2 separate regions of the Homo sapiens genome follow, and region 2 is linked to region 1. The links are chromatin loops, found by intact Hi-C in ENCODE. Cell type or tissue: gastrocnemius medialis. All regions are shown on one strand. Links, peaks and the distances in the headings refer to the core of each region. The heading gives the core; the rest is flanking DNA. Region 1 overlaps CES3 (carboxylesterase 3). Region 2 overlaps CBFB (core-binding factor subunit beta).

Evidence for each region. Hi-C counts contacts between places; a loop is a spot of excess contacts. Peaks named below come from ENCODE experiments on the same cell type or tissue, not always from the same donor. Only the 100,000 strongest peaks of a DNase experiment are listed, where the experiment ranks them.
Region 2: it touches region 1 in a loop (5-fold over the local background); 43 of 110 quality-filtered maps call a loop at or near these places.

What each region holds. Positions count from the first base shown.
Region 1 is chr16:66,973,926-66,982,256 of GRCh38, forward strand. CES3 (carboxylesterase 3) reads left to right here. Exons shown (of 13, transcript NM_024922.6): 13 at 1-1,224. Among named protein-coding and RNA genes, the nearest start is that of CES4A, 10 kb to the right of the region's middle. RefSeq lists an enhancer at 961-1,255. In gastrocnemius medialis, for the core only: CTCF peaks have their summits at 3,917 (motif pointing right) and 4,130; DNase peaks (open chromatin) are centred at 3,916 and 5,254; H3K27ac peaks cover 2,638 bases.
Region 2 is chr16:67,096,137-67,104,467 of GRCh38, forward strand. CBFB (core-binding factor subunit beta) reads left to right here. Exons shown (of 6, transcript NM_022845.3): 6 at 2,574-4,922. The coding sequence ends at 2,642. Among named protein-coding and RNA genes, the nearest start is that of PHAF1, 9.6 kb to the right of the region's middle. In gastrocnemius medialis, for the core only: a CTCF peak has its summit at 4,996 (motif pointing left); no DNase peak of the experiment used is centred there.

The sequences.
Region 1 (8,331 bases), core at 217-8,216:
GGAGACCAGTTTCTGGGGAGCTTCCAAGAGCACCCACCAAGACACAGCAGGACAGGCCAGGGGAGGGCATCTGGACCAGGGCATCCGTCGGGCTATTGTCACAGAGAAAAGAAGAGACCCACCCACTCGGGCTGCAAAAGGTGAAAAGCACCAAGAGGTTTTCAGATGGAAGTGAGAGGTGACAGTGTGCTGGCAGCCCTCACAGCCCTCGCTTGCTCTCCCTGCCGCCTCTGCCTGGGCTCCCACTTTGGCAGCACTTGAGGAGCCCTTCAACCCGCCGCTGCACTGTAGGAGCCCCTTTCTGGGCTGGCCAAGGCCGGAGCCAGCTCCCTCAGCTTGCGGGGAGGTGCGGAGGGAGAGGGGCGGGCAGGAACCGGGGCTGCGCGCAGCGCTTGCGGGCCAGAGTGAGTTCCGGGTGGGCGTGGGCTCGGCGGGGCCCCACTCAGAGCAGCTGGCCGGCCCCAGGCAGTGAGGGCCTTAGCACCTGGGCCAGCAGCTGCTGTGCTCGATTTCTCGCTGGGCCTTAGCTGCCTCCCCGCGGGGCAGGGCTCGGGACCTGCAGCCCTCCATGCCTGACCCTCCCCCCACCCCCCGTGGGCTCCTGTGCGGCCGGAGCCTCCCCAAGGAGCGCCGCCCCCTGCTCCACAGCGCCCAGTCCCATCGACCACCCAAGGGCTGAGGAGTGCGGGTGCACAGCGCGGGACTGGCAGGCAGCTCCACCTGCTGCCCCAGTGCTGGATCCACTGGGTGAAGCCAGCTGGGCTCCTGAGTCTGGTGGGGACTTGGAGAACCTTTATGTCTAGCTAAGGGATTGTAAATACACCGATGGGCACTCTGTATCTAGCTCAAGGTTTGTAAACACACCAATCAGCACCCTGTGTCTAGCTCAGTGTTTGTGAATGCACCAATCCACACTCTGTATCTGGCTACTCTGGTGGGGACTTGGAGAACCTTTGTGTCCACACTCTGTATCTAGCTAATCTAGTGGGGATGTGGAGAACCTTTGTGTCTAGCTCAGGGATCGTAAACGCACCAATCAGCACCCTGTCAAAACAGACCACTTGACTCTCTGTAAAATGGACCAATCAGCAGGATGTGGGTGGGGCGAGACAAGAGAATAAAAGCAGGCTGCCTGAGCCAGCAGTGACAACCCCCCTCGGGTCCCCTCCCACGCCGTGGAAGCTTTGTTCTTTCGCTCTTTGCAATAAATCTTGCTACTGCCCACTCTTTGGGTCCACACTGCCTTTATGAGCTGTAACACTCACCGCGAAGGTCTGCAGCTTCACTCCTGAGCCAGCGAGACCACGAACCCACCAGAAGGAAGAAACTCCGAACGCATCTGAACCTCAGAAGGAACCAGTTCCCGACACGCCACCTTTCAGAACTGTAACACTCACCGGGAGGGTCCGTGGCTTCATTCTTGAAGTCAGTGAGACAAAGAACCCACCAATTCCGGACACAGAAGTAAACATTTCTTGCTTTGAGGATCAATGTACCACTACCTTAAAACACCTGGGTTTATTTTTGTTTTTGTTTTAGAGACAGGGTCCACTCTGCTGTGCATGCTGGACTGAAGTGGCACGATTGTAGCTCTCTGCAGCCTTGAACTCCTCGAACTCACTGCAGCCTCGAACTCAATCAAGCGATTCTCCCCCCTCAGCCTCCCAAGTAGCGGGGACTGCAAGTGAGTGTCGCCATGCCTGGATAATTTTTTTAGTTTTTGTAGGGACAGGGTATCACCATGTTGCCGAGACTGGCCTCAAACTCCTGGCCTCAAATGATCTTCCCGGCTCGGCCTTCCAAAACACTGGGATTGCAGGTGTGTCCCACTGTGCCCAGCCAACACCTGGATTTCAATACATATCCCAGAGTCTTCCCTGCCCCCGTTATGCCATCCTACCAGCTCCAGTCGCACAAATGCCCTTCCTCAGTCAGACTGAGCTGCTGGCTGCTGATGGGTGGGTGAAAAGCATTTTCATTTTCTTTTTTCTTTCTTCCTTTCTTTCTGTCTTGTTTTTTTGAGATGGAGTTTCACTCTTGTTGCCCAGGCTGGAGTGCAATGACACGATCTCAGCCCACTGAAACCTCTACCTCCCAGGTCCAGGCAATTCTCCTGAATCAGCCTCCCGAGTAGCTGGGATTACAGGCGCCCACCATCATGCCCAGCTAATTTTTTTGTATTTTTAGTAGAGACAGGGTTTCACCATGTTGGCCAGGCTGGTCTTGAACTCCTGACTTCAGATGATCCACCCACCTCGGCCTCCCAAAGTGCTGGGATTACAGGCGTGAGCCACCGCGCCTGGCCAGCATTTTCATTTCCAACTGGAACCAGCTCTGTTCTGGGAAGTCCATTTTGGGGAGGAAGGAGAGACAGAAAGCCAGAAGGGCTCTGAGTCATATCATTCTCCTGCTCGAAAGCTCCTGGTGACTCCCTGTCTCCCTGAAGACAAGTCCAAGTTCTCCACGTGCCACTGAAGTCCTGCTATTCTCATCCACTTCCTTCCACCAGGGAAGTTCATCCCCACAAGCTGGTAGAGCTTGACAAGTAGGCCCTGGCCGGGCACGGTGGCTCACGCCTGTAATCCCAGCACTTTGGGAAGCCGAAGCGGGTGGATCACCTGAGGTCAGGAGTTCGAGTCCAGCCTGGCCAACATAGCGAAACCTTCTCTGTATTAAAAAATACAGAAATCAGCCAGGCGTGCTAGTGTGCACCTGTAGTCCCAGTTACTAGAGAGGCTGAGCCAGGAGAATCACATGAACCCGGGAGGCAGAGGTTGCAGTGAGCCGAGATCACGCCACTGCACTCCAGCCTGGGTGACAGAGTGAGACCTTGTCTCAAAAACAAAACAAAACAAAACAGGCCCCAATAATACAGTGTGTAACTGGGACACGAAGGGCTGTGAGGACACAGAGACGTAGACCAGCCCAGACTTGGGAGACAGGGAAGGAGGGACATCTCAGCTGAGACCCGAGGAATAAACAGAGGTTACTCAACCGTGCAGACCAGCGTAGAAGACTGGAAGGGTGGGGAGCGGGGGAAGGGCGTGCCTGGCAGAGGGAACAACAGCAGCAAAGGCCTGAAGGATGCAATGTGTGGAGGAATCGCGGCTCTGCAGGGCTGGAGAGGTCAGCAAAGAGCAGACGTGAGAGGACTTGTGGGCTGCGACAGGGGTCGGCATGGACTTGACGCTCATGGAAGCCCTGTTGTATGGAGGAGGGTGGCTGGGAGGGGGGAGAGGAGGGGGAGAGCAGGGAGAACAGGGAGGGGACCAGGGTGGGCTGCCAGGTGGATGGAGAGGCACTGGTGGGCTCTAGATTTAGAGTCCGCAGACAAGACCGGGCGACTGACCAGACACAGAGGTTGGGGAAAAGAAGCCCCGATAGGGCAGCCTTAAGGCAAGCAGGAGTGGACCCGGAAATCAGGGGTCTGGTGTGGGCCACACTGGATGTACAAAGAGGCCTCTTCCTCTGGGCCTGATGGTGGCCCCCACAGGGCAGCCATGGGAGTGTAGCGGGGGGGTGTTACCAGGTTGGGTATCGCCAACACCAGCAGGCCCTGGAGAGGGTGGGCAAGCCGGCTGCTGAGGCCTCAGACCCTGTCCTAGCTCCAGCCCTCTCCGCCAAGGGCATCCTTCACCCAGGGAGGGAGGAGAATGTCTGGTACTGCCCCAGGGGTCGGGGGATATGACCTACCAGGCAGAGGGGATTCCAGGCCTCATGCCTCTGTATTCTCTCTTCCCTGAGGCTCCCTGAAGGCCCCTCCATGCCCTAGGACCCAGCAGCCATGCAGAGCTGAAGGGAGCAAGCCAAAGACTCAGACAGGCGTGGCCCTGCAGGACAGGGACTGGTGGACCCGGGAGCCTCCCAGTGGAAGGGCCACAGGAAGGGCCAAGTGAACAGTGCAGGAGTGTGAGCACCAGGGGGCGCTGCAGGATCAGACGTGCACACCTGGACCCCGCCACAGGATGAGGTCCTAGCAGATGCTTCCAGTATCTACCCAAGGCCAACCTTAGTTACTCACACAACCCGACAGTCTCACACACACACGCTCACGGATAGGGTTCCTACGAGTTCCACCATTTACTGGGTGTGTATCTTCTCTTTATTTTATTTCTATTTTTTATTTTTGTTGAGATAGAGTCTCACTCTGTCACCAAGGCCGGAGTGCATTGGTGTGATCTTGCTTCACTGCAACCTCTGTCTCCAGGCTTCAAATGATTCTTGTGCCTCAGCCTCCCAAGTAGCTGGGATTACAGGCGCCCACCACCACACCTGGATAATTTTTGTTTTTAGTAGAGACGGGGTTTCACCATGTTGGCCAGGCTAGTCTCTAACTCTTGGCCCCAAGTGATCCACCCACCTCGGCCTCCCAAAGTGCTGGGATTACAGGCATGAGCCACTGCACTCGACCACAGATGTGTATCTTTGAGTAAGCTGTGTATCCTCTTTGTTCCTCAGTTTTCTCATCTGTAAAATGAGAGTAAGGTTAGTGACTCCCTTCCCAGGTCTGGCTGTGAGTACTGAAACATCATTAGCCATGAAGCACCTAGAGTCGTGCTTGACACACAGCCAGTGCTAAATAAGTGCTCCCTGGCACAGGTATAAACACTCTGCTCGCAATGTCCAAAAAAATCATATGGCTCCTCGACTACAACTCAAACATGGAAGAATTGGGGTATGTCAGGGAGCATCATAATATTGGCATGAGTCTCTTCCACCTTAAAATAACTTCTGGGACTAGGGGCAGTTGCTCACACCTGTAACCCCAGCACTTTGGGAAGCCGAGGTGGGAGGATCGCTTGAGGCCAGGAATTTAAGACCAGCCTGGGCAACATCGCAAGGCCCCATCTGTACAAAAAGTTTTAAAAATTAGCCAGATGTTGTGTCTCACACCTGTAGTAGTGTGAGGCAGGAGGATGGCTTGAGCCCAGGAGTTCGAGGTTACAGTGAGCTGATTGAGCCACAACACTCCAGGCTGGGCAACAGAGTGAGACTCTGTCTCTAAGTAAATAAATAACTTCTGAGCCTGTAGCTGCCCAAAAGAATTGGTCGGTGGACCCCTGGGAGGCTCTGAATGGCAGGTTGAGTGTCATATAGAGTCTGTGTCCCTCCCTGGGGACTTCAGGGAAGCCATGTTCAAGTTCCTCCCCAGTCTGTCTATAGCCCCACCTCCTGGGTTTTAGCCACCCCCCATCTCCACTTCTGCACGCCCCCGCAGCCTCCACCCCAGTTCCCAGTCCAGCCTGCCCAGGCTCCGGGAAGGCTATTCCAAGAACAGGAAGGAACTTGGCAGGGGAACGCCAGCTCTGGTTCTTGCAGTGGCACCCACATGGCCTTCTTTCCCTGCCCTAGCCTGCCTGCCTTCCTTCCCATCACCCCCAGACCTCCCACACTTTGGGGCATCGTTGCCACTGGAGCCTCTCTTCGGGTGACGTTGCCCCTCCCTGCTGCCCCCAAGCTGGCCCCTTCCCACTCTTCAGACCTTGACCAGGACCCCAGGAAACAAGGCAATCGCTGGCGGTGCGGGTAGGGGTGAGGTCCAGGCTTCTCCCGGCCACCCACTGAGCTCTCCTCTGAGCTCAAGCTTACTCACACCCGGCCTCTCCCGCAGGCCTCTGGGCCGTCCTCTGGGGTTCCGAGAGGACCCCACCTTACAGATGAGGAAATTAGAATCAGAGAGGGGCAGTACCGTGCCTGAGGCCACACAGTGAGAACAAAGGCAGGACTCACACCCAAGTTTACTGGCCTTCAAACTGCAAGTCCTTCCCCTCCAGAATGTGCCCTTGTGTCTAGGGTGGCCTTCCAGGTGCTGGAGTTGGGGTCTAGTGGGCTGACTTGGGTGGGGGGACTGGGATTCTAGTTAGGCCAGCAAGGGAGGCCCAGAGGAGGGGTTTTGCAAGGCAGTGGCTTCAGACTGGGGCTGGACAGCCCGCAGGGAGATGACAGGGGCCAGCCCTGCTCTCCCTCAGATGCCTTCATGAGTCCCCTCTGTCTTTTGGGCCTGGACTGTGGCTCCTGGAGTTTGTCAGAGGCCAAGGTGGGCAGGTCAGCTGAGGCCAGGAGTTCAAGACCAGCCTGGGCAACATGGCAAAATAAAGCTGGGAAACAAAAATACAAAAATTAGCCTGGCATGGTGGCGGGCACCTGCAATCCCAGCTACTTGGGAGGCTGAGGCAGAAGAATTGCTTGAACCTGGGAGGTGGAGATTACAGTGAAGCCGAGATCGTGCCACTGCATTCTAGCCTGGGTGTCAAAAATAAAAAACAAACAAAAAAAGTGTTAATCGATGACTATGTTATCAGTAAGGCTTCCAGCCAACAGTATGCTATTAGTAAAGTTTATTGGGTGTCAAAAGTTACATGCAGATTTTCAACTGCATGGTGGTCAACGCCCCTAACACCCACATTGTTCAAGGGTCAACTGTACACTTATGAGTGGAATTGCTGGGTTATATGGTAACTCTATGTTTCATCATTTGAGGAACTGCCAAACTGTTTTCTAAAACCACTGTTTTCTACACCAGTTTATATTCCCACCAGCGATCTGTAAGGGTTTTGATTTCTTCACTTTTTTGTCAAAATTTATTGTCTGAGTTTTTTTTTTTTTTAAGATAGAGTCTTGCTCTATCACCCAGGCTGGAGTGCAATGGCACGGTCTTGGCTGACTGCAACCTCCGCCTCCGAGGCTCAAGCAATTCTTCTGCATCAGCCTGGCAAGTATCTGGGATTACAGGCGCCCACCACCACACGCAGCTGATTTTTATAATTTTAGAAGAGACGGGGTTTCCCCATGTTGGCCAGGCTGGTCTCGAACTCCTGACCTCAAGTGATCCACCTGCCTTGGCCTCCCAAAGTGCTGTGATTACTGGCATGAGCCACCATGCCTGGCCTTATTATCTGACTCTTTAATTCTAGCCATCCTAGTAGGTGTGAAGTAGTAGTGTCTAATATTGGTTTGATTTGCATTTCCCTGATGGCTAATGATGTCGAGCATCTTTTCGTGTTCTTTTTGGCTCTTTTTATATTCCTGGGAGAAAGATTTACTCAAATCCTCTGCCCATTTAAAAAAATTAAGTTGTCTTTTTGTTGTTGAATTGTAAGAGACCTTTATATATTCCAGATATAAGTCCCTTATCAGACACATAATTTGCAAATCTTTTCTCCCATTCTGTGGGTTGTCTTTTCCATTTTTCCATAGTGGCCTTTGCAACACAAAAGTTTTTCATTTTGATGAAGTCTGAATTACCTATTTTTGTTGTTGTTACTCATGCTTTTGGTATCATATCTAAGAATATGTCAGTAAACCATGAAGATTTACCTCTATGTCCTCTAAGAGTTTTATAGTTTTAGCTCTTACATCATTTAGGACTTTGATTCATATTGAGTTAATTTTTGTACATGGTGTGATATAAGGGTCTCTCTTTTTTTTTTTTTTTTTTTTTTGAGACAAGATCTTGCCCTGTTGCTCAGGCTAGAGTGCAGTGGCACAATCATAGCTCACTGCAGCCTCAACCTCCTGGGCTCGAGCAATCCTCCCACCTCAGCCTCCCCAGTAGCTGGGACTACACGCACATGCCGCCATGCCTGGCTCATCTTTTTTACTTTTTGTTGCCCAGGCTGGTCTTAAACTTCTGGGCTCAAGCGATCCTCCCAATGTGCTGGGATTACAGGTGTGAGCCACTGCACCTGAGCCAACTTTATTCTTTTGCATGTGGCATGATCCAGTTTTCCCAGCATCATTTGTTGGAAAGACTATTCTTTCCCTTATTGAATGGTCTTGGCACCCTTGTTGAAAATCAGTTCACCTTGGCCAGGAACGGTGGCTCACACCTGTAATCCTAGCACTTCGGGAGGCCGAGGCAAGAGGGTCATTTGAGCCCAGGAGTTCAAGACCAGCCTGGGCAACATAGTGAGACTCCATCTCTGAAAATAAATAAACTAATTAAATCAGTTAACCATAGAGACATGGGTTTATTTATGGACTCTCAATTCTGTATATCTGTCTTATGCCAGTACCATACTCTCTCTTTTTTTTTTTTGACAGAGTCTCACTCTGTTGCCCAGGCTGGAGTGCAGTGGCACCATCTCAGCTCACTGCAAGCTCCGCCTCCCAGGTTCACGCCATTCTCCTGCCTCAGTCTCCGGAGTAGCTGGGACTACAGGCACCCACCACCATACCCAGCTACTTTTTTTCTTTCTTTTTTCTTTTTCTTTTTTTTTTGTATTTTTAGTAGAGACGGGGTTTCACCGTGTTAGCCAGGATGGTCTCGATCTCCTGACCTCGTGATCCGCCTGCCTCTGCCTCCCAAAGTGCTGGGATTACAGGCATGAG
Region 2 (8,331 bases), core at 144-8,143, 120 kb after region 1:
CCATCACTACTAAAAATATTTTAAAATTAGCCAGGTGTCGTGGTGCATGCCTGTTCTCCCAGCTGCTTGGGAGGCGGGGCAGGAGAATGACTTGAACCTGGGAGGCGGAGGTTGCAGTGAGCTGAGATTGCGCTACTGTACTCCAGCCTGGAAAACAGAGCAAGACTCTGTCTCAAAAAAAAAAAATAATAATAATTAGTTAATTCATGGAAAGTACTTAGTACCACATTCTGGATACAAACAGATATTTGTGCTTGGCCAACATTTGGAGGCAGTAAAGAAAGCTTATAGAATAACCACATATTAGAACTTGTGAAGGAGAAAATATACATATATATATATGTATATATATAGTCTCTCTATTAAGTAATTTACCATAAGGGGTTTAAATAGGAATGTTGACTCCAAAGTGAATCTTGAAATCTTGGTGTTTATAATTGTCAAGCCTCTTTTTTTAAAATAGATTTGGTCAACAGGAAGTATTTTTTTCTAATTTTTATTTTATAGACCTAGTCAAGCTTCTTAATTGTTAAATATTGTTATAACAATACATCTGGGCCGGGCGCGGTGGCTCACTCCTGTAATCCCAGCACTTTGGGAGGCCAGGGCGGGTGAATCACGAGGTCAGGAGATTGAGACCATCCTGGCTAACACAAAGAAACCCCATCTCTACTAAAAATACAAAAAATTAGCTGGGTGTGGTGGTGGGCGCCTGTAGTCCCAGCTACTCGGGAGGCGGAGCTTGCGGTGAGCCAAGATCGCGCCACTGCACTCCAGCGACTCCGTCTCAAAAAAAAAAAAAAAAAATACATCTGAGTCGTACATGGTGGCTCATGCCTGTAATTCCAGCACTTTGGGAGGCCAAGACAGGCAGATGGCTTGAGCCCAGGAGTTCCAAGACCAGCCCTGGCAACATGGTGAAACCCTGTCTCTACAAAGAATACAAAAATTAGCCAGGTGTGGTGGCGTGTGCCTGTGGTCACAGCTACTCGAGGCTTAGGTGGGAGAATCGCTTGAGCCGGGGAGGCAGAGGTTGCAGTCAGCAGAGATTGTGCCACTGCACTCCAGTCTTGGTGACAGAGTGAGACCCTGTCTCAAAAAAACAACAAACAAAAAAATAGATCTGGGGCCGGGCGTGGTGGCTCACGCCTGTAATCCCAGCACTTTGGGAGGCCGAGGCGGGCAGATCACCTGAGGTCGGAAGTTCGAGACCAGCCTAACCAACGTGGAGAAACCCCATCTCTACTAAAACTACAAAATTAGCCGGGCGTGGTGGCACATGCCTGTAATCCCAGCTACTGAGGAGGTTGAGGCAAGAGAATTGCTTGAACCCGGGAGTTGGAGGTTGCAGTGAGCTAAGATTGCGCCACTGCACTCCAGCCTGGGCAACAAGAGTGAAACTCCGTCTCAAAAAAAAAAAAAAAAAAGCATCTGGGAATATAAGTGCACCCAGGACTCTAATTTTATATTTCTATTTTTAACATATGAGACAATACTTTATCCATAATAAAGTGCTACATTTTTCAGTCATATAATTAGTAGAACATATACTTCTCTGTGATTCAGTTTTTTTATTTGTAAAATAGAGATAAATAATAGCACTTATGTCATAGGTTGTTGGGAGGGATTAAATTAGTTCTAGCCAGGTCCTATGGCATGTGCCCATAGTTCTAGTTACTTGGGAGGCCGAGTGAGGCAGGAGGATTGGTTTAGTCCAGGAATTTGAGGCTGTAATGTGCTATGTTCGTACCTGTGAATAGCCGCTGCAGTCCAGCCCGGGCAACATAGCAAGACCCCATCTCTCTAAAAAATTATTTAATTCATGGAAAGTACTTACAACAGTGCCCGCAGACAGCTGATACTCAATAAATGTCAGCTATTACTAAAAGGAAGAGTTTGCTTCTAAGGCACTTGGCTAATGTGTTAAAGTTAAATCCTCTTTTTCCAAAACTGTAAATATAGATTTGTTGTGGGGTTTTTTGTTTGTTTGTTTGTTTGTTTGTTTGTTTGTTTTTTGAGATGGAATCTCACTTATGTCGTCCAGGCTGGGGTGCAGTGGTGCGATCTCAGCTCACGGCAACCTCCACCTCCCAGGTTCAAGGGATTCTCATGCCTCAGCCTCCCAAGTTGCTGGGATTACAGGTGTTGCCACCATGCCTGGCTAATTTTTTTGTATTTTTCATAGAGACAGGGTTTCACCATTTTGGCCAGGCTGGTCTCGAACTCCTGACCTCAAATGATCTGCCCGTCTCAGCCTCCCAAAGTTCTGGGATTACAGGCATGAGCCACTGCGCCCAGTGCTAGATTTGTTGTTATTTCTTATGTAGTACATATTTATGGTGATTTTCTTTTGAATAAAAATGATTTTTATTCTTGATTTTTAAGGAAACTTTAGTAAAATATGTCAGACATAATTTTAATTGGTTTTTTTTTGCCTGTTACATGTGACTATATTGGCTGAAAACTTTTTAGTTATGAAGTTTTTCTGTGTGCTACTGTCTTGTATTTTGTATATCTAGTATTTTGATTGTCAAAACACTTTTTGACCCCAAATTATGATTTTGTCATTGCAGGCAAGAAGACAACAAGACCCTAGTCCTGGTTCCAATTTAGGTGGTGGTGATGACCTCAAACTTCGTTAATTAATAGCACAGCAGATGTGTGCTGCCCATCTTTACATACACATTGCTTCTAGTTGGCAGAAATAATTGATTAAAAGACCAGAAACTGTGATAACTGGAGGTACTACGGTCTATTTCTCAACCTTAGGCAGTAATAGACATCACAAACTGCCATGGTTTTGCACTATGATTATAATACCTGCATTTCTAATTTTTTAAGCATGTAGCCAGTAATAATTTGAAGTTTTTTTTCTATGCAAGCTTACCTTGTTGGCATTATTTTAGGGAGTTGAAACTATCAACTGTAAAGCTCCTTTTCTTCCACTTTAATTTAAAAGTTCATGTCATTTAAAAACAAGTCAAGAAATTAAAATTGTATCAGAGGGTTTTCTCTAATCATTTTTTCTATTTTTTTTTTTGTACTTCTAGATGTTTTGGTTATACAGCTTCATTTTAGATGAGCATTCTTATTTTTTGTTTTGTTTGCCCCATTTCCTTTTGTGTTTTTATAGTCTATAGCATTTTAAAACTGCTGATGTTGTTTGCATTATTTACAGGCTAAAAACTTAGTAGCATAGAGCTGTCTGCCACAGCCTTCTGACAAAGTTTACAGTTATTAAAGTTGCAGTATCCTTTTAAATGCTAGTAATCAGCACTCTTTCTTTTTTTTTTTTTTAATAGAGACAGGGTCTCGCAGTGTTGCCCAGGCTGGTCTCGAACTCCTGGCATCAAGCGATCCTCCTGCCTTAGCCTCCCAGAGTACTGGGATTACAGGCTCTTTCTTTTTAAACATAAAAGTTTTAAATTGGTATTAACTCTGTACTCTGCCCTAGATTGTTTTAGCTTCTGTTCTGTAATCATGAGTTTGGTTGGAGATATTCTCCATAGATGATCTTCTACTGAAATGCCTAAAGAAGTCACAGGCTGGCTTCTGTTTTATTCAGGGATTTTTTTAAAAAGTCAATCAGAAAAGGGATACTGGAGCTTCTTCATGTATGTAACAGCATATTAAACTGGAGACAGTGATGAATCAGCTACAAAGGTAATATTGTATTAAAATCATGTTTAAGATAGCTGCTTTTATGTGTATTTTATATTGCATGCTTTTGTAAAAACATGCTGGGTGATGAAAGATTAGTTTTAGAGAGAAAATGTTCATCTGTGCAGAGGATGCATTTTCTTCCATTAATTCTGGAAAAAACGTTCACAGTTATATATATGGTATTTTGCAAAAGGACTATTAATAGAACCTTTTGAGATGAATTAATGTAAGAATATTTTTTAAATAGGCTTACTGTCAAATTGCAACTTTTTTTTTAGATACAGAGTGGAAAACAGTGCTAAGTCATTTGGCACCTCCTTACAAATATTTTTCATGGTCACATTTATTAAATGTTACTACATTTCTGAATTTTTGAAAAATGTATTTTATCATTAAATGGCATTATTTTAAAGGGTGAAAAACTGACACAGTCAATTCAGAAAATGGACTGAAGTCTGAATAAGGTCATTGCATTTAAAAAGCATATAACTGTACTTGACTGATGAGGGAGGTGTTACTTTCATTGTATATAGGTCTTATTTCATAAACAGATATCCTGTATCAAATAAAAGTATTTGTTATATATTTGAAGTTATGCATGGAAAGGAGTGTGTTTAAATTGTTACAAACAATAATGCGTCATTAAAGGCCATGCTGATCTTGCATAACTATAAGTACTATGAATGAATTTGGTTGGTTTTGGTGTTGTACAGCTCACATGTTTACACACTCAGTGCCCTAATTTCCCCTGAGGGAATCGCTTTTTAAGTGATCCTTACAGTGGTGTTTTATGTTACTTTATTACAGAGCTCCTTGGTTTTTTACTTCTGCACTTAAATTTTTTTAAATAACATGATGATGGTACATTTTCCTCTATTGTCTAGCTAAGGGCTTTCGGTCCACCAGTAAATAAGATCAAATGCTCTTAAATGTTCCTGTTACCATCCTAATGTAAATACTGGATTTTTCTGTCATTTAGCACCATGCTGCTTCTGTCTGTCTTAATGCTGGCATTAAGATCATGAGCCCTTTTTCTCCAGTAGTACAGGCTTTGAAAACTACTTCTATTAAGTTATTGATGCAATTTGATATTTTTTCATAATCTATATTTAAACAAAATTACATCATTGCATCATCTTTTCTAAATTCATCTCCATTAAAACTTGCCTTAAGCTACCAGATTGCTTTTGCCACCATTGGCCATACTGTGTGTTTGTTTGTTTAATTTACTTTCACAATAAACTTCTGTGTAGTAAAAACAGGGTCTTGGCTCTTTCTTGACCTAACCCAGTAATTTCTAAGAAAGCAACAACAGTGGCATCTAGTGGTAATTTCTGTTGATTCCAAAGAAGACTACTTTAAATATAGGTATCACAAGGTATACAAATCCCCCAGTGTATATTATGGTTTTCAAGAAATCTGGCTTGATTTACCCATCCTGTGAGATATGACCATAAAGTAGTGATGTTGGGAGAAAGAATTTTAAATTACACATCCAAATTAGTTCCATCTTTCAAGCTAGTTGTTTTGGAAATATACAGCCGTTTTGATTGTGCTGGTGTTATATCAAACATTCTTAAGACTCCTGGCATTTTCCTACAACAGAAAAGTAAGCCCTTTTCCTTGAAAGTATGCCTTAAGCTTGACACATGATAAACAGATTCACTCATTAACCACAAGACTTACTGCAAATGACAAAAATGCCTTTAAATTCTGAATTGACACCATTAAGGGAAATTCCAAAGAGTAGGATTCATGCTCTGAGAGTTAATTTCAAAAAATTGAGCAGTAACAGCATGGTTTTAGTAAGTATATCACTTCTAGAAACATAATTGGATATGCTAGCTCGGGGCTGCTTGGTGAAAAATATCTTACTTGATTTATGCCTCATTTGGCAATGAGGAGCTTTTCAATCTATAAACCATTGTATTATCCATAACACATTACCCCAAAACTTAGCAGCTTAAAACAATAAATACGTATTATCCCACAGGTGAGTCACAAATCTGGAAGTAGCTAAGATCAATGGTTCTGGTTCAGAGTTCCTCATAAGGTTAGAGTCATCCTGGGCTACAGTCATCTCAAGGATTGACTGGATGAAAGATCCCCTTTCAAACCCACTAATGTGGTCACTGACTGGCCTCGGTTCTTTGCAGCTTGCTAGATGAAAGGCAGATGTTCCTTGCTAGATGTTGGACAGAGACCTGCTTCCATTTCATGCCCAGCTGGGTCTTTCCATAGGACAGTGCACAGCAGGGTAGCTGGCTTCCCCCAAGGCAAGTGATCCAAGAGAGCGCACACCCAAGTTGAAAGCACAGTCTTTTTTTTTTTTTTTTTTTTTTTTTTTTTGAGATGGAGTCTCGCTCTGTTGCCTAGACTGACTGGACTGCAGTGCTGCAATCTCAGCTCACTGCAACCTCCCCCTCCCGGGTTCAAGCGATTCTCCTGCCTCAGCCTCCCACGTAGCTGGGATTACAGGTGCCCATCAACATGCCCGGCTAATTTTTGTATTTTTCATAGAGACGGGGTTTCACCATGTTGGCCAGGCTGGTCTCAAATTCCTGACCTCAAGTGATTCGTCCGCCTCGGCATCCCAAAGTGCTGAGATTACAGGTGTGAGCCACCATGCCCAGCCAAAAGCACAGTCTTAGAACTGAATCTTGGGCTGCCATATTGTATGTTAGAATCAAGTCACTGGGTCTGGTCCACACTCAAAGGGGGAGGAATATTAAGCTTCATCTGTTGAAGGCGGGGATGTCAAAGCATTTGTGGACATCTTTCTAAACCACCATGGTGATATTACCAAATATACGTAACTGAGTATAAGATACCTTTGGTGTTTTGCCGGGCGCGGTGGCTCACACCTGTAATCCCAGCACTTTGGGAGGCCGAGGCAGGCAGATCATGAGGTCAGGAGATCGAGACCATCCTGGTTAACGGTGAAACCCCGTCTCTACTAAAAATACAAAAAATTAGACGGGTGTGGTGGCGGGCGCCTGTAGTCCCAGCTACTCGGGAGGCTGAGGCAGGAGAATGGTGCGAACCCAGGAGGTGGAGCTTGCAGTGAGCCAAGATCGCACCACTGCACTCCAGCCTGGGCAACAGGGCGAGACTCCATCTCAAAAAAAAAAGATACCTTTGGTGTTTTAATCTAAACATTCTTTAAAGGTAAGATTTCAGTCTTGCAGATTTGAATACATGATTCCCCCTAGATAGCATCAACCCCTTTTCTTGCATCACCATCATATATTCATATATGGCATTTCAGAAATGTTCCAAAGCTAAAAAATGACAGTCACAGGGTGAAATCATGGATGGAAATGGCAGTTTAGTTTGTTTAAATATGGAATATTCTGAAACAGATAAGTCACTGTTTTAGTCAACTCCCAGCTTTTGGTTAGAAAATTTAAGCAACTTAGAATTAAGGTCGTTATTGGCCTCATTCAGATTTCAGAAATGTTGAGGAGATGTTGTAGATAAAAATAAAAGGCCAGGCACAGTAGCTCATATCTGTAATCCCAGCACTTTGGGGGGCTGAGGCAGGAGGATTGCTTGAGGCCAGGAGCTCAAGACCAGCCTGGGCAAGATAGCAAGACCTTCATCTGCACAAAAATATTTTTCTTAATTAGCCAGGCATGGTGGTGCACACCTCTAAGTCCCAGCTACTTGGGAGGCTGGAGTGGGAAGATCGCATGAGCCGAGGATTTTGAGGTTGCAGTGAGCTATGATCTTGCCACCGCACTCCATCCTGGGCCACCAGAGCAAGATATTACCTATAAAAATAAAAATGGAAAATGTTGAAGTTCTATTTTTTTTTTGGAGACTAAAAGTATGGTTATCATTTAGGGGGGGAAATATCCAGTGTCCAAAATAAACATGTTCCCTGCTCACAAGGAATCTACAGTCTAGCTAAAAAGCTGACCAAAGGCAGTAACACTGTTTAAGTTACATTAGAAGTACTGGCTCTTATAGTACATCTATTCTAGTCTGGGTGGTGAATAAAAGCTTCCCTAAAGAGATGTTTTGAGGGTGGGTGCGGTGGCTCACGCCTGTAATCCCAGCACTTTGGGAGGCCGAGGCGGGTGGATCACAAGGTCAGGAGATCAAGACCATCCTGGCTAACATGGTGAAACCCCGTCTCTACTAAAAAATACAAAAAATTAGCTGGGCGTGGTGGCGGGCGCCTGTAGTCCCAGCTACTTGGGAGGCTGAGGCAAGAGAATGGCATGCACCCAGCAGGCGGAGCTTGCAGCGAGCCGAGATTGCACCACTGCACTCCAGCCTGGGCGAAAGAGTGAAACTCCGTCTCAAAAATAAAAAAAGAGATGTTTGAGCTAAGATCTGAAGGATGGCAGACCTTAAGCTAGCTAGAGAAGGTATTGCAGGTAGCTAGCCAATAGCTTGGCAAGTTTGAGAAGCTAAGAGCAGCTGAGTATGACTGGAACAGAAAAGAGGGGGCTGCAGCAGTGAGATGAATCCAGAAGGGCAGATTCCACCCAGCAGAGGGCAGGGTAAGAGTCACAAGCAGTGCTGGACTGGCCTTTCCAACCGTGTTAAATAAAACATTTGGACCATTCCCAAGGGTGAACAGGAAGCCATTGAGGGCTTATGACCTTGATGGAATCGGTGCTTGAGAAAACTCAATTTTGTTTGGGGAGAATAAGACTG